Regions from separate parts of the Homo sapiens genome. Here regions 1 and 2 are each linked to region 3. The links are chromatin loops, found by intact Hi-C in ENCODE. Cell type or tissue: CD4-positive, alpha-beta T cell. All regions are shown on one strand.

What was found. A loop is a pair of places that touch in the nucleus more often than their neighbours do. Peaks named below come from ENCODE experiments on the same cell type or tissue, not always from the same donor. Only the 100,000 strongest peaks of a DNase experiment are listed, where the experiment ranks them.
Region 1: a loop joins it to region 3, with 2.5 times the contacts of the local background. A loop is called at or near these places in 2 of 110 quality-filtered maps.
Region 2: it touches region 3 in a loop (9-fold over the local background); 7 of 110 quality-filtered maps call a loop at or near these places.

The regions. Positions count from the first base shown.
Region 1 is chr2:159,918,278-159,926,277 of GRCh38, reverse strand. It overlaps a transcript of PLA2R1 not described here. Among named protein-coding and RNA genes, the nearest start is that of LY75-CD302, 18 kb to the right of the region's middle. RefSeq lists a silencer at 4,168-4,277. In CD4-positive, alpha-beta T cell, a CTCF peak has its summit at 4,296 (motif pointing right); a DNase peak (open chromatin) is centred at 4,287.
Region 2 is chr2:159,804,221-159,812,220 of GRCh38, reverse strand. LY75-CD302 (LY75-CD302 readthrough) reads left to right here. Exons shown (of 38, transcript NM_001198760.1): 32 at 1,546-1,695; 33 at 3,650-3,772. It overlaps LY75 (lymphocyte antigen 75), which reads left to right. Exons shown (of 35, transcript NM_002349.4): 32 at 1,546-1,695; 33 at 3,650-3,772; 34 at 5,081-5,248; 35 at 6,999-8,000. The coding sequence ends at 7,177. Among named protein-coding and RNA genes, the nearest start is that of CD302, 10 kb to the right of the region's middle. In CD4-positive, alpha-beta T cell, a CTCF peak has its summit at 4,560 (motif pointing right); a DNase peak (open chromatin) is centred at 4,590.
Region 3 is chr2:159,129,279-159,137,278 of GRCh38, reverse strand. TANC1 (tetratricopeptide repeat, ankyrin repeat and coiled-coil containing 1) reads right to left here. Exons shown (of 27, transcript NM_033394.3): 5 at 981-1,085. Among named protein-coding and RNA genes, the nearest start is that of MIR6888, 54 kb to the left of the region's middle. In CD4-positive, alpha-beta T cell, no CTCF peak of the experiment used is centred here; a DNase peak (open chromatin) is centred at 3,268.

The DNA of each region.
Region 1 (8,000 bases), 790 kb before region 3:
ATTACCAAATTATCAAGGGTTCTTTATTAAATCTCTTGAATTTGATTTATAATACATGAGGTAGCTTATCCTTGAGAAAGATCTACTAAAAGGTATACTTAGTCTTAAAGCTAGTGAAATAAAATCTCCCTCTAATCAGCTGCCAGAAAGCTTCCGCTTCAGTGCTTTGTTGATACTGGTGTCAGCAGGACATTAAAAGCTTGAAGCTTTTTACGTTTGATCAAATACCAACATTATGCTGAAGCAGAAGTATTAATTCATAGAGTAAAGCTTCCAGAACCTCTCCAGCTCTCCTTCATCCTTCCTCCCCCCACCAAAAAGGTCACATCAAATCAGGGGTTCAGGGACAAAACAGAGACGGGCATTTTGTCAGTGTTTCATGTACACAAAACCACTCTAGAACCCAAGGGAGAGACAAGCACTAAAATATACTTTTCTAAAAATGCCAATCCCATCTAAGAAAGGGGAAAGTAACTGTTGCTGAAAAATAAGAAGGTGACCTGGTTATTATTCTCATCTTATAATGAGAAATGGAGCACCAGAAAGGGTCAGGAATTTGCCCCAAATTTTCAGCTAGTGTTTGGGGAGCTGGGATCCTTGTCAATCAGATCATATTACTACAGTCCCTTCCTGAACAAAACCTCTCAACAAAGAAATAGGAAGCCTCCAAGATTAAAGAAAAAATCATTTTTTTCCACAACTTTTTTTTTTTTTTTGCTTTGATTCCAGGCCTTCTAAAAGAAAGTTTTTATTATGCTGCCAAATTCACAAAAATGTTCAAGGGAACAGATTGAATTTTAAGTGTGTCTCAGAAACCTGCAGGAAAGTGTCAACAATAAAAACAATGTTCTCAGAAGATTATTTATACATAAGAGCCCAAAATGTATTTATATTGACATCTACATAGTTGCTGTAAATGCTAATTTCAGTTATCTTTTACATGGCTTTCTCCCCCTTGTCAATACACACATACGCACCCCTACAATGGAGAAGTAATGCAGACACTGTGCAGCCTGTAAGATGCTTACCATTGCCGTAACACAATTAAGACATGCAAGATCCTAATTGATTGTTTGTTTGTTTTTTTTTATAACTGACGTGGAAAATAAGAGTTAGCACCATTGTTTTTAACAGGTATACAGGTGAGAGGAGCTGGAAAATTCATTGCTGACATGGAGAAATACATGTGTATCGGGGAAAGGGGGCAGATATAAGAAGGATCATTTTGGTTTGTTTGAAAATCACATATCAAAGTGTTGAGGAAACAGAAGTTATCCACATCGTATTGCCCAAGTCCTTATTGCCATAAATGTATTGGACAACATGGGGCACCACAGGAGTAATATGCCTCAGACCAGATTGGAAATGGAACGTACCGTGACATACAACCAACTGTTATTCTTAACAAAATATAGGATCTAACCAAATTGTCCATACTGGGGTCTGGAACAGATTTTTCCTGGGAGCGAAAAAAGAACACGACCCCAAATCCACTTCTCGTGTTTTTATTTTTTATTTTTTTATTTTTGTTCGCACCGCCCCCCCCCCAGCCCCCAGAGTAAAAGAAAACTGTTTTCTAGGTAAATGGTCTTTCCTTAGCAGTACTTGCATGGCTTGGCATTTGGTGCCCAAAGCATTCAGCAATAGGTAACTTCTTTCAGTTTAAAGATTCTGGCTGGTCCATTACATAGAATTTCATTTTTATGAATCTTTGAAGACTATCGTACTTGATATTTGACATCCATTTTGGCTGCTTTCATCTTTGAACACCTTTCCTGACATGAAGCTACTCCCCAGCCTCCTCGCAGCTCAGGAGCAGGCATGGGACATAGGCTCCACCAATGAGATCTGAATAAGAGAGACTTCGATTCAGAAGCAAATGACAATGTCCTAGGCTGAAGAGTAGTCCCTACAGATATCAGATCCTAATCCCTGGAATCCGAATGTTACCTTATGTGGCAAAGTCTTTGCAGATGGGATTCAGTTAAGGATGTTGAGATGAGGAAATCATCCTGCATTACCCAGGTGGGCCTCACATGCAATCACATGTATCCTTAAAAGAGGCAGTCAGAGGGAGATTCAACATGCATGCAGAGGAGGAGGTCATATAAAGATGGGCCAGAGAGGGATTTGAAGATGTTGGACCTGAAGATTCTGCTTATGCAGCCACAAGCCAAAGAATGCTGGTAGACCCCAGAAGCTGGAAAGGAAGAAACGGGTTCTCCTCCAGAACCTCCAGAGAGAGCGCAGCCCTGCCAACACCTTGATTTCAACCCAATGATACCTGATTTTGGACTTCTGACCTCCAGAATTGTGAGAGAATAAATTTCTGTGGTTTCAGGCAACCAAGTTTGTGGTAATTTGTTACATACTGAAAACTAACACAAACATAAAGAAGTAGGCCCCGTACAGAATGCAGTCTAACGAGGTTGGTGGCAGCCACATACAGCTTTCAGAAGCAGCAGTAGCAAAGTTTCCAGGACTGCTTTCTAGTTCACAGTGAGCAGCAGAGTCTATGTCCACAAGGTCTGGCCGTGGAGTGCTCCAGTATAATCTGTGCTTTGCTTTTGCTATGTTGTCTCTGACCCTCTCTACAATCCTGTGAGCTACTGAGTATATTTTCACAAATTACTTTTCTGCCTGAACTATAGAGTATTCCATTTTTTACAACTGAGAATGCTGGCTATAACAATAATTAAATTAGCATGATCTTCAACATGTTGGGCCATCCTCACCTATAGCAGATCATGTGTAGGGCATCTCCTTCTCCCAGATATTTATCCATGTGAAATCCAGTTAAACTAAAAAGTAAGCAAAACCATTTGGTGGAAAAGAAAAGGAGGTGATGTCAGAAGCATGTTCAATTAAGATAAACTGGTCAAGTCACTGTATTCAACAAAAATAATGATGAATGAAGCCCAATCCCTGTGTTTGAGGAGGCTAAATGGGTACTGTAAACATTGTAGAATATTGTAAGTGAATACCACATTGTTACTGCCCTGCTATCTTGCCCTGTGGTTTAATAATAGAGCATGCCTCACCTTAGGGCCTCACGACCCCAAGTATGTCCAGGGACCTGTGGCATCACTCAGGAACTTGTTAGAAATGTATTAGTAGACTCTCAGACCTTAACCGAGACTTATAAATCAGAATCTGCATTTTAACAGATGCTCAAGTGATTCATATGCATTTTAAAGGTTAGAAGCTCTTTACAAGGTGACAAGGAAGAGGACGTTTTGGAGGAGATGGCACCTGAGTTGGGATTTGGGTTGAACTGAGAGAAAGACACCCCAGGTAAAGAAAATACCCTGAACATAGGCATGAAGGTGGGAAAGTATGGGACTTGATCAGGGATCATAAGGTGTTTTATGAAATTCTACATATAAGATAAATAAAGGGGAAATAGTTTAGGATTTGTTTGTGGAAGGTCAAGGTGGAGTTTCACTTTAGCCTGAGGCATTGAAGGTGTGTGGAGGGGCAGGTGGGAGGGTGACATGACTAGAACTGTGTTTTAGGAAAATTACACTGACCACATGTTGTCAAGTTGACTCAGAGGGACAGCTAGAAGGAGGCGCTCAGAAGACAGCATATTGCAGTTGTTAGGCAAGAACAAAGTAGTGACGGTACATGAGAAAAGAAGAATGTAAGGGTTACTGGGCAGGAAAACAAACAGAACTTGGTACTGTTTGTTTGGGGATGTAAAAGGCAGAGTAGATTTTAAAATTTAAAGTCTGGGTGTCCAGCAAGGAAGATAGAAATTTGGAGGAGAAGTAGGTGTATCAGCAAGATGAAAACTGGTGAGTATGAATTTTAGTCTTGTTGATTTTCATGCATCAGAGGACAAGCATGGGAAGTGCATTGGAAATGTGAGATTAAACCAGCACTCAGGAGAGAGGTGGAACCTGGGAAAAGATTTGGGGGAAATTGGTGCAAAGGTGATGACAGATACCCAGGAAATAGATTAACTTTCTGGCTAAAAGAGTGTGGATGGCGGGAAAAAAGAGCCAGGAAAAGAACCACTGGGAATACTCTCATTTAGGAGAAGGAGGAAGAAAATGTGCCAGCCAGGGATCTTAGGAGCAAATCACAGAACACCCAACTCTGGCTCACCTAAGCTGAGACAGGATTTACTGATGGGATATGGTCTTGCTCACACAGAGCCAGAGCTGGAGAACCAGGCGCAGAAAACAAGAGGCAACCGAGTGTGGCAGGCAGCCCAGAACTGCTACAAGCCCACTCCGGCCACAGGAGCTTTTGGTGCGAATGCCACCACGATGCTGCCTGCAGGGGGAGCTCGCCATGGCTGATGCTGCACCCTCGGCCCTGAGACAGCGCGGCTTCCACCTCCAGAAGTGATTTCTGACTGACCCAGGCTGAAGCCTCTGACTGACAGGGCGCAGGTCACATGCCGGCTTTCCAGCAGGGAAGGAGCGGAGGGGAGTGGGAGGGAAACGGCCCCTACTACCGTCCCCCGGGTCCTGCCTGCCTCCCCAGCCCTAACCCCGATGATTTTCCCAAACAGGCTAGGATGCGGAGGCCGAGCAGAAGAAATTGACCACTGTTCAATAAAGCAGTGAGGAAGGTAGGAGCCCCAAAATATCTGAGACAGGTCTCAATCAATTTAGAAAGTTTTTTTCGCCAAGGTTAAGGACGCATCTGTGACACAGCCTTCAGGAGAGCCTGATGACATGCCCAAGGTGGTCGGTGCACAACTTGTTTTGTACATTGTAGGGAGAGATAATCCATCAATTAATACATGTAAGATTCACATTGGTTCTATCTGGAGGGAGGGACAACTCAAAGCAGGGTGGCGGGCCTTCCAGGTAGATTTAAAATTTTCCCGTTTGGCAATTGGTTGAAAGAGTTATTATTGGTAGAAAGAACTGTCTGGGAGCAAGGAGAAGGAGGTGGTGGTGGAGGGAAGTGTTGGGAACAGACAGGGAAATGAGGACAAGCAAATCCTGGAGGGGCTCCTTTAATACAAGTTAATATTTAAAGGTGTTTATCATAAGCAAGTGTTACGCCCAAAACTGTGGGGTATTCAAACATGGGGAAGACAGGTCATGACTTCAATGAGCTGATGAGCTACCAGGCATCGGAGTAGATGACCTTTAATGTTCGTTCAACCTTAAATATGCTAGAACTTAATATTTTTAACGCAAATATCAATAAAAATCAAGTGAGGATTTAATAAGGTCAAATAATAAAAATTGCATTGGGAGTTCAGAGCAGGAGGCAGACACTTCCAGCTGGGAAGGTTTCAGGGAGGAAGCAGAATCTTAAAGGATAAGGAGACTTAGTGGGGACAATGAGCATTTGGAGGGTTTGCCAAAGAAAACAAAAGGTATAAAACTATGACACACACACACAGACACACACACATATACAAACCAGATGTCAGAGTAGACATTTATCAGTTGTGAGGCTTCCCAGCATCTGAATCTCTTGAGGTTCCCCATCTTATGAGTCACAGCTATGACTCTAAGAGCTGAAAGATCAGATGCTCACTTTCTCTGTCATCTTTAAGTCTAGGGCACAGGCGCACAGCTTGGCTTTCTCAATTAGGGACACTCAGGGGCCGGGTGCGGTGGCTCACGCCTGTAATCCCAGCACTTTGGGAGGCTGAGGCGGGTGGATCAAGAGGTCAGGAGTTCGAGACCAGCCTGGCCAACATGGTGAAACCTCATCTCCACCAAAAAATACAAAAATCAGCTAGGTGTGGTGGCGTGTACTTGTAATCCCAGCTTTTTTGGGAGGCTGAGGCAGGAGAATTGCTTGAACCCAGGAGGCGGAGGTTGCAGTGAGCTGAGATCACACCACTGCACTCCAGCCTGGGCAACAGAGTGAGACTCTGTCTTGAAAAAAAAAAAGTAAGGACACTCAGCCTCTGCGTTTAACAGTGGCAGTTGCTTCCCTGGTTCTGTGGCATGATTTTGCCTGTGTCCCACTTTCCCTAGATTCATTCTCACAGCCTGGTTTTCCACCATTTCCAGCAATTCTGCAAGCTATCTGAAATCCTTTCATTAAATTTCTTTTCTTTTTAAATTAGCTATATTTATTTTCTGTTTCTGGCAATTAAAAATACTGACTGATAGAAATGTGATCATCCTGACAGATGAATGTGACCATGGAAAAGCTTGTGATCCAGCTTAATTGAAAAATTGGGGGGATATATTAGCCAAAGTTATATTAGGGAAACAGCTCTCTAAATATGTCAAGTAAAACGTATTTAATATGGAAAACTAGAAGATTATACAGTCTGGAAGGTCCAAGGGAGCAAAGATCTGAGAAGCCACTGTTGCAATTCAAGAAATTTAGGGTTGCGTGGGTTGCAGAAACCACTACTGAGGATCTCAGCTCTGCAGCACCAAAGTGATTCTCAGGCACATGCCTGGAAATCTGAGGGAGGTCTTCCCAGATGTCTGCCATCTGCCAGTGCTCATGAGCTTGCCTCTAGCTGCAGCTGGAGAAAAATGGCTTCTCCTTTATTACCTTGCAAATCTCATACAAGTGTCCCTCATCAGTAGATTCTAAACTGAAACTCCACTGACAAAGGGAGTCTGGGAAATGTAACTTTCCAATTTCCAGTCCTGCCATAAAAGGAAGAGTTTAGAAGGATGGTCACTGGGAGAATGGGAGATAACTGTTCCCCTTCTAAGGTGTGGCGTGGGGGACATGCAAAAATGCCTGGATTCAACTCTCTTCTCTTCTTTAAGCTTCCTCACTCTCCTATTCCCACTACATCTGCCAAACCAGTAATTTCACTGAGACTTCCAGAACATCGATAACCCGATTTTCTCTAGTCCGTCAGCTCCTTCCACCTTTCTTGCAATCTTCAACTCCCTTGCCTCCTTTTCTTCCAACAGTTGCTTCTCTATACTGCGAAAAATCCTAACATTGTTTCAATCCACCTGTTTGGTTCTTAGGTACAAGCTGGCAGGTATCATTGGGGGAAAAAATCCTACACCATGCAGATTGGTGTCATTAGTAGTTTATAGCTTCTAATCAGTCCCAAGTAAGCTACAGTTCTCATTCCCCACAACTACTGTTTCAAGCTTAGTAATACACCTATCAAGTCTGACTATCCTGTCTCCTCCCCAGCCTGCACACTCTCTAAGCAATGGCCTTGTCTCCTACTCCACAGGGAAAATAAGTAACCTACACTTGAACTTTTCCATGTGTTCCCTTCCTCCCCTGCACATAAAACCTACAAACTTCTCTGTACAGTCTCCAGTCTTACCACTTTCCTCCCTGTGTTGGAGGAGGCAGACTTCTCCTGCTTAAGGCTGAATTTCCCATCTGTGCTATAGATCATTGGCAATCTTCGTATCAGTTATCACCTCTCTTGCAGAATTGCCTCAAATGCTGTCTCTTTCCTGCCTCAGTCCCTTCACTATATAACAATGCTCAATTCACACACATCTTTAAAAAAAGATGGGAGGAGGGAGTGAGGGGGAAGTTCCCTTAACTCTACACCTTCCCATTTCCCTTTCTTTCTGCTCTTATCCATAGACAAGCTACCTGGCTTCCTGGCTACCCGGAAGAGTCGTTGTCTACACTCAGTCACTGTTTCCACTAACCTCACACTGGGAGACCTTAGAGCATATTATTTAAGAGCTCAGTTTTTGAGATGGTCAACCTGGGTTCAAATTCTGCTAGGACCACTTACTTAGCTTTATGACCTAGTACAAGTCACTTAGACTTTGCAAGTCTCTGATTATTATCTTAAATTAGGGATAATCATAACTTCTCAGTGTTGTATGCAAAGTCCTAAGCACAGTGTCTGGAATGTAGTAAGTGTACATTCAATGTAACAAGTGTACATTCAATGTAACCTGCTACTATTTATTCCTTGCACCTCTGCAACCTGGTTGCTCCTCTTCTACTGTTGACACTGCCCCCATCAAGGCCTCCAGTGATCTTCTAGTTGCTAAAACTTATTAATGTTTTTCCATTTTTTAAGACAATATTTTATTTAATTTCTTCAAGGTGTTACATAC
Region 2 (8,000 bases), 670 kb before region 3:
AGTTGCAGACTATACTAGAAACAAATAGACCAAAGATAAGGCAGTTCCTTATGTTGCCAGTGCAAGAAGTAATGTTAAAAAAAAAAAGGTCAAACCATTCAGAAAAGTTCCCTATCCTAATGATGCCATAATAATCAATGTTCAACAAGTTTTGCATTAACAATTGAGCCCAGTGCAACAATGAGTAATCAGCAATATACCTTTGCCCAACCAACTATTTTCATAAGGTGGTAAAAACAAGAACTTACTAGTAACATTTCTTTTCAACAGCAGCATTGATGAGGAGTTGTGAGAAGTTTTATAGATTGTATAGATGAATTTGGCAAATGCATTTTGATCTGCAGCAGCTGGGAAACTTACCCAGGAGTCCAACTGCTGAACTGAAGACTTAGTACTCAAATTGGTGTGTTAGTGAGAAGAATGGAGGCAAAAGCCAATCAAATAACCGAAGTTCAAAAAGATCAAGTCTGGTTTCTAACAGAAGATAGAGAAGCAGCAGAAGGAACTAAGGGCCACTAAAGAGTCTCACAGTAGCCGCCATTCCTCTCTAATCACAGAGACCACAAATAAGGACTCTGCCAAGTGGAGATTTGGAGAAAAAAACAGAAAAAGCCTTTACTTACTGAAGGACATAAAGATCATACAGAATGCATTACAAAACAATAGTTTGGGTTGAGATTACTGACTGGTACCAGGTCAGATATTTGATTCAGATAAGCTGTACCGCACTAATACGACATTGACAATTTACTTTCCAGTTTTCATATGCTCTTCGGTTGGAATTAAAAACAGGTGTTAAAGGGCACAAGCTGCATTCCTCAGGCTGCTTCTGTTACTCAGCACAATTAAAAATCAATTTAAATGGAAACCAGGGGCATTTTTAAGAGCTAAGAAGCCACTCCTAGTCTTTTTTTGTTTGAGTGATGTTGCGGTGCTGATGTATTATGCTTTGTAAAACAAATTAGCTATTTTTAAAAAATAGTTCTTCTTATGACTAAGTAAAACTAGATTTATTTAGATTATCAAAATAAAAAGGAATCCAACGGGCTAGGCGCTGTGGGGTCACGCCTGTAATCCCAGCACTTTGGGAGCCTGAGGCAGGCAAATCACTTGAGGTGAGGAGTTTGAAACCAGCCTGGCCAGCATGGTGAAACTTCGTCTCTACTAAAAAAAATAATAATAAACAAAAAAAGGAATCCAAAGAAAGAAATAATTTTAATTATTATTTCAGAGTACTTTCAGGTCTGCCTGGCCTGTCTTTACTTCTTTTTCTAGTCTGTCTTTCTCATTGTTTCTACTTTAGTCCAAATCAGTCTTAGAAAGCTAAGGCACTTTCCACTTCTATCACCTAGGTTTTTTAAACGGTATTCCAAAAAGTTAATTAAAATATGTATTTATAGAGTGTGGGCTGTGGCTTTCTCTGGTATGAGTTAAATGCTACTCAACCACAAACGCAACAGTTCCAATCAGGGACATTGAAGTAGATTTTGAAAGGCAGTCTTTTTTTTCCATGCATTGTTACAACTGTGTCTAACATTTTTATAGCTAAAAAGCTGTCCCGTCTTACATATTCATCAAGATGTCCAGCAGCAAAAGAGAATGGGTCACGGTGGATCCAGTACAAGGGTCACTGTTACAAGTCTGATCAGGCATTGCACAGTTTTTCAGAGGCCAAAAAATTGTGTTCAAAACATGGTGAGTTAAAATTTGTTGATTTTCTTATGACTCAATAATTTTTAGAAATGTTTCTTAAGGATATAATTTGAAGCAATGATTGTATTTTTGAAAATATTTTTAAAGCACTTTCCATTTCTAATAGCGCTATAAACTAATTGCCCAGTGGTAGGGAAATGGTTAAGTATCTGATGACATAGGAACTCAATGAAATATTGGAATAGCCATTAAAAACGCCTGTAATCCCAGCACTTTGGGAGGCCAAGGCGGGCAGATCATGAGGTCAAGAGATCAAGACCATCCTGGCCAACATGGTGAAACCCTATCTCTACTAAAAATACAAAAATTAGCTGGGTGTGGTCGCACACACCTGTAGTCCCAGCTACTCGGGAGGCTGAGGCAGGAGAATCGCTTGAACCCAGGAGGCGGAGGTTGCAGTGAGCTGAGATGGCACCACTGCACTCCAGCCTGGGTGACAGAGCAAGACTCTATCTCAAAAAAAAATTATCAATGTTAATAATAAGTACATGGAAAATAATAAGTTGGAAGAAGTAGAATTTTAAAGTGGTGGCTGGGTGCGGTGGCTCACGCCTATAATCCCAGCACTTTGGGAGGCCGAGGTGGGAGGATCACTTGAGGTTAGCCATTAAAGACTAGCGTGACCAACATGGCGAGCCCTCGTCTCTACTAAAAATACAAAACTTAGCTGGGCGTGGTGGCGTGCACCTGTAATCCCAGCTACTTGGGAAGCTGAGGCAGGAGAATCACATGAACCAGGGAGGTGGAGGTTGCAGTGAGCCAAGACTGTGCCACTGCGCTCCAGCCTGGGCGACAGAGCAAGACTCCATCTCAAAAATAAATAAATAAATAAAATAAATAATAAAAATAATAATAAATGTAAAATAATAAAATAAAAGTGGCTAAGTGAACTGCTAAGTAAAAATACTGACAAATGATTGGAAACGGTTTTACCTATAGCTAGATATGCTTAGAAAAAGGAATTAAGAGGTAAAATTTTTGTAAAGTTAGCTAAGTAGTAAATAAAAATTATAGTTGTTCCATTGCTTAGTTATTAATACATAAGCTTAGCCTCACCAGGGTAACAAATCAAAGTAGTATGGTTGTCCATCCGTTCTGCAATAGGATTGGCCACATCCTCTGACCACCATAAAGGGCAGTGCTTTTTGCCTTCAGATTTAGCTATTTTAGAAAGAGTAGCAATGATTGGCTCTTTCCCGTGACAAATTTGATCCATAGTCAAACTGTAAAATGACTTCTAGGGGAACTACCTAGAGTATTTCAAAGACCAAAACTTGTTTACCTGCTTCCTTGGGTAGCAAATTAGCCAGGTAGATGGATGGCATTTATCTAATTTATTCTGATAACCGTTGTGGAGACACTTGACTGATTGAAAAATCTTGTAGTTACCGGGAACTTTTGTGTGGGAACCATTCGGTTTTATACCTGAATACACATGATGGAAACTGTTGTAAGATATATGTATGTTTTGAAAGTCATAAACCTTTTTCTCCTAAAGGAGAAAACAGAATGGTTTACTGTAAAACTAATATGTAGGTTAAGCACTTAAGACTTGGAGGCATGAGGGTCTGGGTTCAAATCCCAGTTCCCACATATCCTAGCTAAGTGGCATTGGGAGGTTACACAACTCTTTCTCTTTTCTCATCTGAACAGTCAGAGAGGTCTCAGGGGTAGGCAGTTCCAGGGCCAAAAAAATATTGCCAGATAAATATTTTGAAGAAACACAAAATTTCTTTATACGTGTTTGGAAGTAATTTTTTTGAAGTACTTATAAAATTTTGACCTAAATACCAGTTTTTAAAAACTGTCTCTGTGTAAGGCTTGAATTTATCAATGATCTTGTTAATAATATATGTATTTTTCAAATGGCTAGTTGAGAATAAACTACTTCTCTAGTTTCCATAAAGCTAATTGAGAATGTGTTTTCTTTCAACAGATCACTCTGCAACTATCGTTTCCATAAAAGATGAAGATGAGAATAAATTTGTGAGCAGACTGATGAGGGAAAATAATAACATTACCATGAGAGTTTGGCTTGGATTATCTCAACATTCTGTTGGTAAGTGAAATAATTGTATGTGTAGTGTGCAAAGAGAGTTCTAACTCATCCTAAATAACAAGTCGTCCTTGCTAAAGAATGTTAAGTAGTGGCTAATTCAGATGCCTCTTCTGGATAAATAAGCTAGGTCGCTGGCTGTTCTGGATGGTTATAAATTTTGAATGAATCCATGAGTTAACTTAGCAATGACGGAAACCACTAATGACACAGAAAATCCTGTTAAATAAAGTGGAATCTTTCTAGAGGCTTATTTCTGGGATCCTTGGATCAACATCAGGACATTTTCTTCTCCACAGGAATGTCTGTGTCCCCACAAGGAACCCATGCCTGCCTTCTCTTAGAGTTCTAGTGCCTGTCACCGCATGGATTTGCAGCTTATAACTTCGTTATTCAGAAAGTTATCTTCTTGTTATTCCCTTCTCTCTAAGAATATTTTTACCACTGGTTAAAATTATGTCTTAATAGTAATCTTTAAAAACTGTCTTAGTGTTAGGTTGGTGTGAAAGTAATTGCAGCTTTTGCCATTACTTTTGCGCCAACCTATAAAATTGCAGATAATTGATTCAAAGAAAATTTGTGGAAGGATTTTTTAATACGAAATAGTAGATACAGGGTTTAGGTGAACTTGGAATTGGTAGAAATAAGAGTACAAATATGACAGAAGATAAGGTTTTTCACATTTTATGCAAAGTTGAATTTTAAATTATTAAAATGTGAATTTTAAAATGTTAAGTACTTGTCAAAAAATAAAAGGATTCCAAGTTGTCCATCTAAATGAATCCTAAATCGTGTTTACACTGTCACCACAAGGTGGTGCCACTTCAGCTGGAAAGCAAAAATGGAGTCCTGGTGGTGGTGTGGGAGAAAGGTGGGGATGGAGATTCCTGCACCCTTCCTCTTCCACCAGCATATCTTTAATGATATGACTTTTTACAATTAGAGTAGGGGAAGGATATGGGTCCTTAGAAATCTCTCCCTCACAAAATAAATGTGCAAGCATTCTGCACTTTAACGGAAACACCACATTCTCTATCTGTGTTGTCCAATAGAACTTTCTACAAAGACAGAAATGTTCTATATCTGCACTGTCCAATATAGTAGTCACTGGCCACATGTGGCTCTTGAGCACTTGAAATGTGACTAGTGCAACTGAAGAACTGATTTTATTTTTTTCATTTTTAATGCATTTTATTTTAACAAGTGGCTCTCATATTGGACAGCACAGTTCTGATGAGTTACATGAACCCATGCTTGTAACTTACTAGTTTAGTGGCAGTAGACATAGTTGTATTTAATTTCTTTCTTCAGACCAGTCTTGGAGTTGGTTAGATGGATCAGAAGTGACATTTGTCAAATGGGAAAATAAAAGTAAGAGTGGTGTTGGAAGATGTAGCATGTTGATAGCTTCAAATGAAACTTGGAAAAAAGTTGAATGTGAACATGGTTTTGGAAGAGTTGTCTGCAAAGTGCCTCTGGGTAAGTATGGAACCTGTCCTTAGGAGACTTTTTGCAGAACAGTCAGGAAATAAATGTACAATCCAATTATGTACAAAATTCTGTATTTAGTCTTGAAGTATTTAGTCCTTAAAGTATATCCAACTATCTTGATTAAGTCATAGAGATTTCCCCCTGAAAAATAGATTACAAGGGACGATAACTGCACAAGATGTCCAGGACTCCAGTCTACATTTTATATAATTCTTTCCTAAGAAAAACAGAAGTTGCCAGGGTATTAGGGAAGTAATTTCTTTTAAAATGTTCTTGAGATGTATTTTATTCTATAGTTTGATTATATAAAAGCTTAAAGGTCTATTTCTGCAGTTAATTTGCTTCCTTTCTTCCTAATCCCATAAAACTCATGGTTAATTTTAAAACAATGCAAAACTGGATTTAGTTATTGAAAACATTCAGGGTATCTATAAAAAATCATAATTTGAACTTACATTTCATTATGAATTGATACATAAAATTACCATTAAAATGTTATATTAACTTCATTTCTGGAGAAAGAGCTCCAAATTTTTCACAGTAACATTTTTAAAGATCTTGCATAAAACTTTTGCTTCTTGTATATAAATATTAAAGATAAAACCTCAATTCTAGGTAATCAGTATCCATGTATACACACACTGAGACAGTAAATAGAGTGTCTACTATATGCCATGCCCTGTTTTGCACACTGGGATGCACCTGAGAACAAGACAGATAAGGTACCTGTTCTCACAGAGATTACAATCTGGTGAAGAAAGATAAGTAAACAGGTCAATTTTTTAAAGAGAGGAAAATATCAAATAGTTATAAACTCTATGTGATGGAGACTCAGTGGATAGCTACTCTAGATTAGGAAACCAGGGAAGAAGCCTAGAAGCAGGAGACACCGAAGCTAAGATCTAAAAAATCAAGCCAAGCAAACTTCAAGGGAAAGGGCATAACAGACAGAGGTACCAGTTGGAGCAAAGAGCCTAAGGCAGAACAAGTTGGCTGAGCGCTCAGGGAAGAACTGAAAGGTAGGCAGGTGCTAGACATACAGAGCTTTGGAAGCAAGGCTTGAGTTCTGGTTTTATTCTGAGTGGAATGGAAAGCAACTGGAAGATTTGGGGGGTTGGGTGGGAGCAGAGTTAGGGTGTTGCAAATCAAAAGTTCTACGTTGGCCATTTTGAGTTATCCATAGAGGGACGAGATGTGTAGTGTGCATAGCAATGGTATTTAAAGTCATGGAACAGAGCGAATCCATCTGGGCAGTATGCAGATAAGGGTCTTGGAACAGCAGCTGCACTAAATGAACTCATCTGAGAGACTTAAATCATTTTGAAGCAAATAACACTTTATTTAGCCCCAGGTAAGTCAAAAACAAAAATTTATAGCTTTTAGCAATTTGCTATCAAAGTAGGATAATATACAAGTAGTGATGTTCCCAAATTGGTGTTAGGAAGGGGGAATGTGAGAATAATCATAGCGCATTAATGTCTTTGGAAGAAAATTCCTATCACAATGAAGAGGATTTGAATGAATAGGAAAACACTTACATTTGAAAAGAAATCACTTAAGTGTTTCTTTTGATCTGACGATGAGTTTGAATTCTATGTTAGCGCTATGAAACAATCAGATTTATTATGTCTGTATACAGCTTACAGGTTTACATGTGTGACACAACCCATAATGTATAAAATCAATAATGATCACTTTTGTATTCTCTCCTCCAACATCAAACCTTTTCCTGTTCCAGGCCCTGATTACACAGCAATAGCTATCATAGTTGCCACACTAAGTATCTTAGTTCTCATGGGCGGACTGATTTGGTTCCTCTTCCAAAGGCACCGTTTGCACCTGGCGGGTTTCTCATCAGTTCGATATGCACAAGGAGTGAATGAAGATGAGATTATGCTTCCTTCTTTCCATGACTAAATTCTTCTAAAAGTTTTCTAATTTGCACTAATGTGTTATGAGAAATTAGTCACTTAAAATGTCCCAGTGTCAGTATTTACTCTGCTCCAAAGTAGAACTCTTAAATACTTTTTCAGTTGTTTAGATCTTAGGCATGTGCTGGTATCCACAGTTAATTCCCTGCTAAATGCCATGTTTATCACCCTAATTAATAGAATGGAGGGGACTCCAAAGCTGGAACTGAAGTCCAAATTGTTTGTACAGTAATATGTTTAATGTTCATTTTCTCTGTATGAATGTGATTGGTAACTAGGATATGTATATTTTAATAGAATTTTTAACAAAACTTCTTAGAAAATTAAAATAGGCATATTACTAGGTGACATGTCTACTTTTTAATTTTTAAGAGCATCCGGCCAAATGCAAAATTAGTACCTCAAAGTAAAAATTGAACTGTAAACTCTATCAGCATTGTTTCAAAATAGTCATTTTTAGCACTGGGGAAAAATAAACAATAAGACATGCTTACTTTTTAATTTTTATTTTTTTGAGACTGAGTCTCTCTCTGTTGCCCAGGCTGGAGTACAATGGCGTGATCTCGGCTCACTGCAAATCTCCGCCTCCCAGGTTCAAGCGATTCTCCTGCCTCAGCCTCCTGAGTAGCTGGGATTACAGGCAACTGCCACCATGCCCGGCTAATTTTTGTATTTTTAGTAGAGATGGGGTTTCACCATGTTGGCCAGGCTGGTCTCGAACTCGTGACCGCAGGTGATCCTCCCGCCTCGGCCTCCCAAAGTGCTGGGATTACAGGCATGAGCCACCGCGCCTGGCCTCTGCTTACTTT
Region 3 (8,000 bases):
CCCATGTCCTACTTATTACCCACTCCCTGCCATACAGCACCAGCAACACAAAAGGCACACACAGGTTAGGACATAAAGGGTCTGTATCTCCCACCACCCACAATTAGGCAGAGGAAGGTGCCAGATATGCCAAAGTAAAAATATGGTTGAGTTCTCTTTCAGCATTGCTACATAAACTTTTGTCCACACTGAGGATAAAGCAAGCCCCTTTACATACAGCAAGATTCCTAGTCCCATGTTTCTGCAGAAAAACAGGGTGGAAATTCAAAACACCCAAATTAAAGGCAAGAGAGATGTGAGTTGGGGACTCCCCAGAAAGGAACAAACAGGAAAATTCTTGAATTGATTTTTTAAAATAAACAACTATGAATATATCTGTTAAATGCTGCAAATTTGTAATGTCACACATATTTCCAGGTATAAAATACATATACATATAAAATGTCTTTAAAAATATTTCCATCAATTTGGTTTTTTTTTTTTTTTTTTTGCTCCTACTTCAACATCCCCTAAAGAAAAACTTCAGATGTTAAAAAAAGCAGCCTTCAAAAGACACCAAATGCTTTTTTTAAAGCTAGCAATTACATGCTTTGTCCAGTTAAGGTTTCAGCTTTTCAGCCAAAGCCTGTTGTTGAATTTTCTCAAGCAGTAGAATATTAAAAACAAAACAAAATCTTGGAAGCAATCTACTGGGTGACGCTTCCTATCCTCCAAGACCTGGTAGGTCAAAATTCAGAGGAAATAGGACTCAATCCTTAAATAATGCATATGTACCCACTTAACTATTTATACGCCAGGTATACAATTTCCAAGAATTTGCGTTAGCCAAACAGATCTCTGTAACTGCTGGAGGGGAAAATACCTCCCAAATACATTCTCAGCAAAGCAGTACTGCAAGGACACTCAAGTTTCATTCAGAAATGAAGTGTCATTGTATAAAATCTTTGGTAGAGGGGGAAGGAAATCACTGAAATTCTTACCATGCTCATCAGGCTCTGTTGGCTTGGCTACTTCTCTGAATGGCATTATAACTGCATCTCCAGGCACTCTGGGGCTTTCCACATACTTGGGCTTCCTGACGGGACCTGTAGTGGGAAAGATCTGAGTGTGGCTAATTTTTTCCAGATGCAAACAAAGCCTTGGAATGTACAGTGTGTGTCCTTACCAGGACCCAAATATGCCTAGAGGAAGAGCCAGTGCCTTCCCCTCCCTTAAACGCGCGCGCGCGCACACACACACACACACACACACACACACACACACACACACACACACAAAATTTCAGTACAGACGAGGGAACGTCCAGTCTGGCCTGCCAAAGAAGAAAAGAGTAAGCTCAGATTTGAGAATGTAAACCCTAACAAAAACAAAAGCTGCTCTCTTGCTGTGAAGTCGCTACAGCTGTCTTCACTGGTCAAGTGGGTGATTTTGACATGTTCAAACCTGGACTGCTTTGTGATGAAGGGTTTGATTTTCCTCTAACTAGGACAAGGATGGGACAAAGACAATTTGGTAGCTTGGTATCTCTAAAGTCAGGAGGCAAGGATTACAAACAGCCGGCCTGTAACAGCAACACAGTCTGCGCACCAGCCACAAGAACACAGGCATCTTATCTGGCTGGTGACGCACAGTAACTGTGCGGGGCACAGCAGCCAGCAAGCGGGTCAGACATAGGAGAGACCAACAGGCTTATCTCCTACCTCCTGTTCCCACAGCCCCTGCTTATTATCAGAAAATCCGGAATTCTTCGTAAGACTGGATGGAACCCTCACATACAATGATGCAGCCGTTTTGGAAAACAGTTTGGCAGTCGTTCAAAAGGTTAAGTGCAGAGTTACTACATGGCCCTGCAGTTCTACTCCTATGGGAATGTATGTTCACACAAAAACTTGTACACGAATGCTCACAGTAACGCCATTTGTACTAGCTAAAGGTACGTCAAATGACAACAACAAAATGTTCTTTGCCCACACAATGGATTATTGGGCAGTAGAAAGGAATGAAGTATCGATTCATGCTACAACATGGATGAAGCTTGAAAACATTCTGCTAAGTGAAAGAAGCCAGTCACAAAGGATCTACATGATTCCATTCATATGTCATGCCCAGAATAGCCAAATCTTTCAGAAAGTATAAATGGTTGCCAGGGGCTGGGGGTTATGCAGGCTATGCAGGCCTGTGGGGTAATGGTAAGGGATATGTGACTTCTTTCTAGAGTGACCAAATGTTCTAAAATTAGGTTGTAGGGATGGTTGTACAACTCTATGAATATATTTAAAATTAGTCTATTGTATGCTTTAAATGGGTGAACTGTATGGATGTGTATTATACCTAAACAAAACTGCTTAAAAAAAATTAAAAGGCTAGGCACGGTGGCTCACACCTGTAATTCTTGCACTTAGGCCAACACAGAAGGATCACTTGAGCCCAGGAGTTTGAGACAAGCCTGGGCAACACAGTGAAGACCTGGTCTCTATACAAAAATAATAACAAAGAGGCCAGGCGCGGTGGCTCATGCCTGTAATCCCAGCACATTGGAGGCCGAGGCGGGTGGATCATGAGGTCAGGAGTTCGAGACCAGCCTGGCCAAGATGGTGAAACCCCGTCTCAACTAAAAAAAATACAAAAATTAGCCAGGCGCGGTAGTGGGCGCCTGTAATCCCAGCTACTCAGGAGGCTGAGGCAGGAGAATCGCTTGAACCCAGGAGGTGGAGTCTGCAGTGAGCTGAGATCACGCCACTGCACTCTAGCCTGGGCGACAGAGCAAGACTCCATCTCAAAAAATAAATAAATAAAAATAAACAAAGTTAGCTGGGTGCAGTGATGTGCGCCTGAAGTCCAAGCTACTCAGGAGGCTGAGGTGGGAGGATCACTTGAGCCCAGGAGGTAAAGGTTGCAGTGAGCCAAGATCACACCACTGCATTCTAGCCTGGGCGACAGGGTGAAACCCTGTCTCAAAAATAAAGAAAATACTGCCTATTCTGTTACATTTTGGTCCAAAATCACTTCCTTGATTCTAGTGTTCCTTGGTTGCCTTAAAGTGGCTTTTAGCAAGACCACAAAGATAGGAAACATTTTACATCAGTAAGAGAAGGGGTAGTAGAAGACATGCAGGCAGGAATCTACAACTATCCCCTCTTCTTAGCCCTGGGCCATAGCCCTGACAGTCCCAGGGGCCCAGTTCCACCACTGTGTCATGATGGGGTGATGCAGATAGACCATCCTTCTGTCTCAAACGTCTTCTGCATCTAAGAAATTCTGTTCAAAAGATGGTTTATGGCGAGAGATGCTGCCATCTAAAGGCATACTACAAAAGCATTTATACTACTATAAAAATAATCCAATTCCTAGCCAGCTACATGGGTGTACTACATCTTAAACTAGACTGTTATCAAATAAGCTAATAATACTTTACAAATAAGGACGGTATTTCAAACTTCAGGAACCATCGTTTTTAAATGATTCATGTAGTATTTAATCACTTGGCGGTCTTCATAATTTAACCCTGTCATAAAGGGAACTTTTACAAAGATTAAAATAGAATGGTTACAGGGGACACACAATTGCAATCTAAGTGCGGGATGTAGGCTATTCAACAGTATCCAGACTTTATCTACAACATATATATATATCCACACATAAATATGCGTAGGGAAAAAGACTTGTGGGGGTTTGGGGGTGGAGCTAAACTATTTGCTGTGTAAGAGACATAAACTAGAAAGAAGGGCCTGAATAGGACAGATACAAATGGAATCAATTAGCTGGGTGTGGTGGCGTTTGCCTGTAGTCCCAGCTACTCAGGAGGCTGAGGTAGGAGGGTCTTGTAAGCCCAGGAGTTGGAGGCTACAGTAAGCCGTGATTGCACCACTGTGCTCCAGCCAAGGTGACAGAGCAAGACCCTGTCTCAGACAAAAAAAGAGAAAAAAAAAAAAAAGGAACCAGAACAAAGACAAGAACCCATATACACTTTTGGTTTGCCACCTACTCTCTAAGGTAAAATGAACTGCTGACATATTTTCCCTTCATCTGCCCTCATCCATTTGAAGGACCTGGGGAGGTAAAGCTCTTTGTTATTATTGCCTGATAATTTGCCCAATGAGCAGGCATGGCCACTGCTCAAGAAGTGCCTGTATTTCTGCTCCCCTTAACTCTTCAGGGTACAGTAACAGCAAATCTAAAGAGATCTATTTCCAAGCTCCAATCTACCTACCCAAGAGAGTCTTCAAAACTATTCTCTAATAGTAAGCACTTTCTTAAAATGTGGGCTATTTCATTAATGTATGATGGTTATTGTAAATGTCTGGATCCTGGAACCCAGTATCACCCAGAGCCTTCAGAAAGCATCCACGTGCCTGCCTGTTTAACTGTCTTAGAACGGTTCTATTCAGATCCAACCCCTAACTCATAGACTCAACCCTGAGGAGCCAGGATACTCAACGCAGGGACTCATGAGTTGGGCAGACCTAGGTTCAAATACTGTACCCAGGCCTGGCACGGTGGTTCATGCCTGTAATCCCAGCACTTTGGGAGGCCGAGGTGGGTGGATTGCCTCATGAGTTCCAGACCAGCCTGGGTAACATAGTGAAACCCCATCTCTACTTAAAAAAAAAAAAAAAAAAAAAATTAGCTGGGTGTGGTGGCATGTGCCTGTAGTCCCAGCTACTTTGGAGGCTGAAGTACGAGAATCACTTGAACCCAGGAGATGGAGGGTGCAGTGAGCTGAGATCACACCACTGCACTCCAGCCTGGGCAACAGAGTGAGACTGTCTCAAACAAAACAAAAGAAAAACAAAACAAAACAAAACAAAACTGTACCCCTCCCTCCTCATGTCCCCTAACTCGGGCCTTAATATGTCCCAGACCCTAAAGGTGAGCAAATGAACCTCTTGCTACAAGGGGAAAATCCACGCACAAAGACCAGGCCCACCTGGTTCCCAGGCACACTAAATCACAGTAATGTCACATACGAAAGGAGACCTAGAATATAACAAAGTAAGTAAAATATATATTCAGTGGTCACACAAGGCAAAGCACGCACATACATTAATTCACTCATTCCTAATAACTCTGGGAGAAAAGTACAATTTCCCTCATTTTTAGGTCAGGAAACTGAGGTTCAAATAAGTTGTTCTTATCTGAACTCGGCCCACACATGACAAAGCAGGAAGGAATTCACACCCTGGTCTATGCAGTTTTGAAGCCCAGGCACTGAATCACCATTGAGCACTTATACAACTATCAAATCTGGATTAAATATGCAATTCTAGAAAAAGCCCAGGCACTGGGAACTTCCACCACCCAGTCATCAACATCCATGGACGCTGGCTGCAGAGGCAGCAAATCGTTTATGCATCCTACTTGTCTCTGATCTTCCCTTTTACTAGAGGAAATATTAAGTGAATATAAACAACTGTTCTCCTGCATGATCCTTGTATTTAAATTGCTTTTCACAAACAGCTGAACATAAAGTGCTGTAAAACAAGATAAATTTATAACCATAGGTTTTATTGTCCCCCACAATCACTCATTAGAGAATTTGTGCATACTTTGCATTAAGCAGAGCAGATGATACGTGTTTGCCTCCACTCCCTCTCAAAACACCATTAAAGTTGTAGCAAAAAGATTAAAGAAAGACCAGTGGGGAAAGGAGAAAGAGCCACTGGCCAGAAACCAAGCCTCTGAAGGTAGGAAACAGATTGCCAAGGAGCAGTGGAGCAGGTGGAGCAGAAAGGTTAGTGTTGGGTGGGGGCAGGGGAAGGGGCGGGGGGAGGGGGAGTGATGAGGGCTCAGCCCGGGCCAGAGCCTCGGTGACAGCAGGCCCATCGGAAGGCAGGGGCGCGGGTGACATCCAGTAGTGTGGCTGGTTGAAAACTACTGAAGGAAAAGTGAGACCCCCCAATCCCAGAAATTTCTTAAGCCTGGAACATCCCTTCCCCTCCCTCATCCTGGAGGCCAAGTTTATTCTCTGGAAAGGCTCAATTCTAAGACCATGGAGAGAGATTCAAGAGCTAAACTCATGAGTGCCGTTTTCTTTTCATGTTTTTTTTAAACTTGTAACTGCTAAGGAAAAAGTAGATTAAGAAATATTCTACATGCAGACTGATGGGCCAGAGACGTATCTCCCACCCCCAGCCCCCAGCTATGAGATCTGACAGCCAAGCTTATAGGCCACGGCAGGAAGAGATGGGAGGATTCCTCTCTGGGGAAGCTCATCAAGAGAAGAAGGCCTAAAGATAATCATAGTTGGGGACCCCCCACCCCAAGAAAGGTAGATCCCTGACCATCATGCTGCAGCACAGCTTGCCCTCAACGTACCCCTTTCAATCAGCTTTTAGCACCTTATATACAAATAAGGAGCCAAGGACCACCAGGCAGGTGAGGAAAGACCTACCCTGAAAGACAGCAACTGACACAGATTAAGAAAGGAACTCTGAGTTGGGCACGGTGGTGCACGCCTGTAGTCCCAGCTACTTGGGAGGACTGCCTAAGCCCAGGAGTTCGAGGCTGCAATGAGCTATGATTGTGCCAACCCTGTCTCTTTAAAAAAATAAACTAAGGAATGAGAGAAAAGAAGAAACGCCCTATAGAAAGAAAAGCAATACTGTTTCTATTACACAAAAGGATACTGGCACAAGGGACATCTGGAGCCCATGATGTGGGCAGCTAAGCAGGCTGCGGCTACAGAACAACTGCAGGCCACACAGTCAGGAGCCATCACAGTCACCAAGCGCCAATCACACATGACCACCTATTAAACCACAATGACACTAATCGCTGTGCCATCTATACGGAACACTCCCCCACATAAAGCAGCCACAGTCCTTATCAACAGAGATCCAGACTGAAAAATCCATCTCCCCAAGCCCTCACTCAGGGAAAACTACTGCCCAGCACCTTCCCCTCACAACTTTTTGTTTAAAACGAAATATTCAAGCATAAGCTACTTTTAACTTCCCCCTTTTACTTAAACCAAGTGTTATGAGATTAATCCCCCCAAATTAACCAGAATGTAATACTACATAATAATTACCCAGAAAGCATGATATTCCAGCTACTGGGTATGTTTTAACGCAGGAGGCTCTTAAAAACAAAACAAGACTTGTCTGTGGATAAAAACATGAAATAAACAACAACAACAACAACGAGAACAAGGAAAGACCGTCTGGTATTAGCTGACAACCAGCTCCTCTAGGAGCTGGCATGTCTCCAGGGCTGGGCTCCCAGTCCCCCGCCGCCCCCGGTACTGGTATCCTGCTGCCGCCGCTTTTCCAGCTGTAACGTGCACAGGCTTCAAATGTAGATTCTGATGTTCAAGGTGTGGGCTGGGACCACAGATGACACTTTGGTAGCACGAACGGGGTCTCTAGGGAAGACCGCTGTTTACCACCCACTCCAGTCAGGTTCAAGTGAAGTGCAGTGGCTGTGAGTGGAGCACCAACGTGTTCAGTTTACAAGATTTAAGATAAATGGGCATTACCCTCCATCATAAATTAAAGCTACTTCATCTGAACTCTAGATCCTTCTCCTCATTCCAATTTCCCCAGGCCACTGCCCCTCCCCTCACAATCTCCACTATGTGATACAGGAGAAGGTGGATCTCAAAGTTATAAAGGACCCTTAAAATTAAAAACAACAAAGTGCCAAAAGTAAGTTACACAGCCATAAACCCAAAGATATCAAGTATGCAGCTTGCAAAAGAAAAAAAAAACAACAAAACAAAACCCAAGCACCTGTCAGCTTCTTTAACTGTGTAGCAGGGCCTGTGTCAGTCTGGAAGGATGTGGCCAGAACCCTCCCTTAATTACTCCACTCTGCAGCCCAGAAGGTACAGCACTCTCCCCATTCAGAATTCTGCCTTTACATAAATCTCCAAATAGACTTTCCCAGCGGCCAGTTTTCCTGCTTTTTGACATTTTAATCACACAGCTGACTATTTTGCTGCTTAGAAACTGCCACATAAGGAGTATTTTTTAAAAGAGATGGTAGAAATAAACCAAACC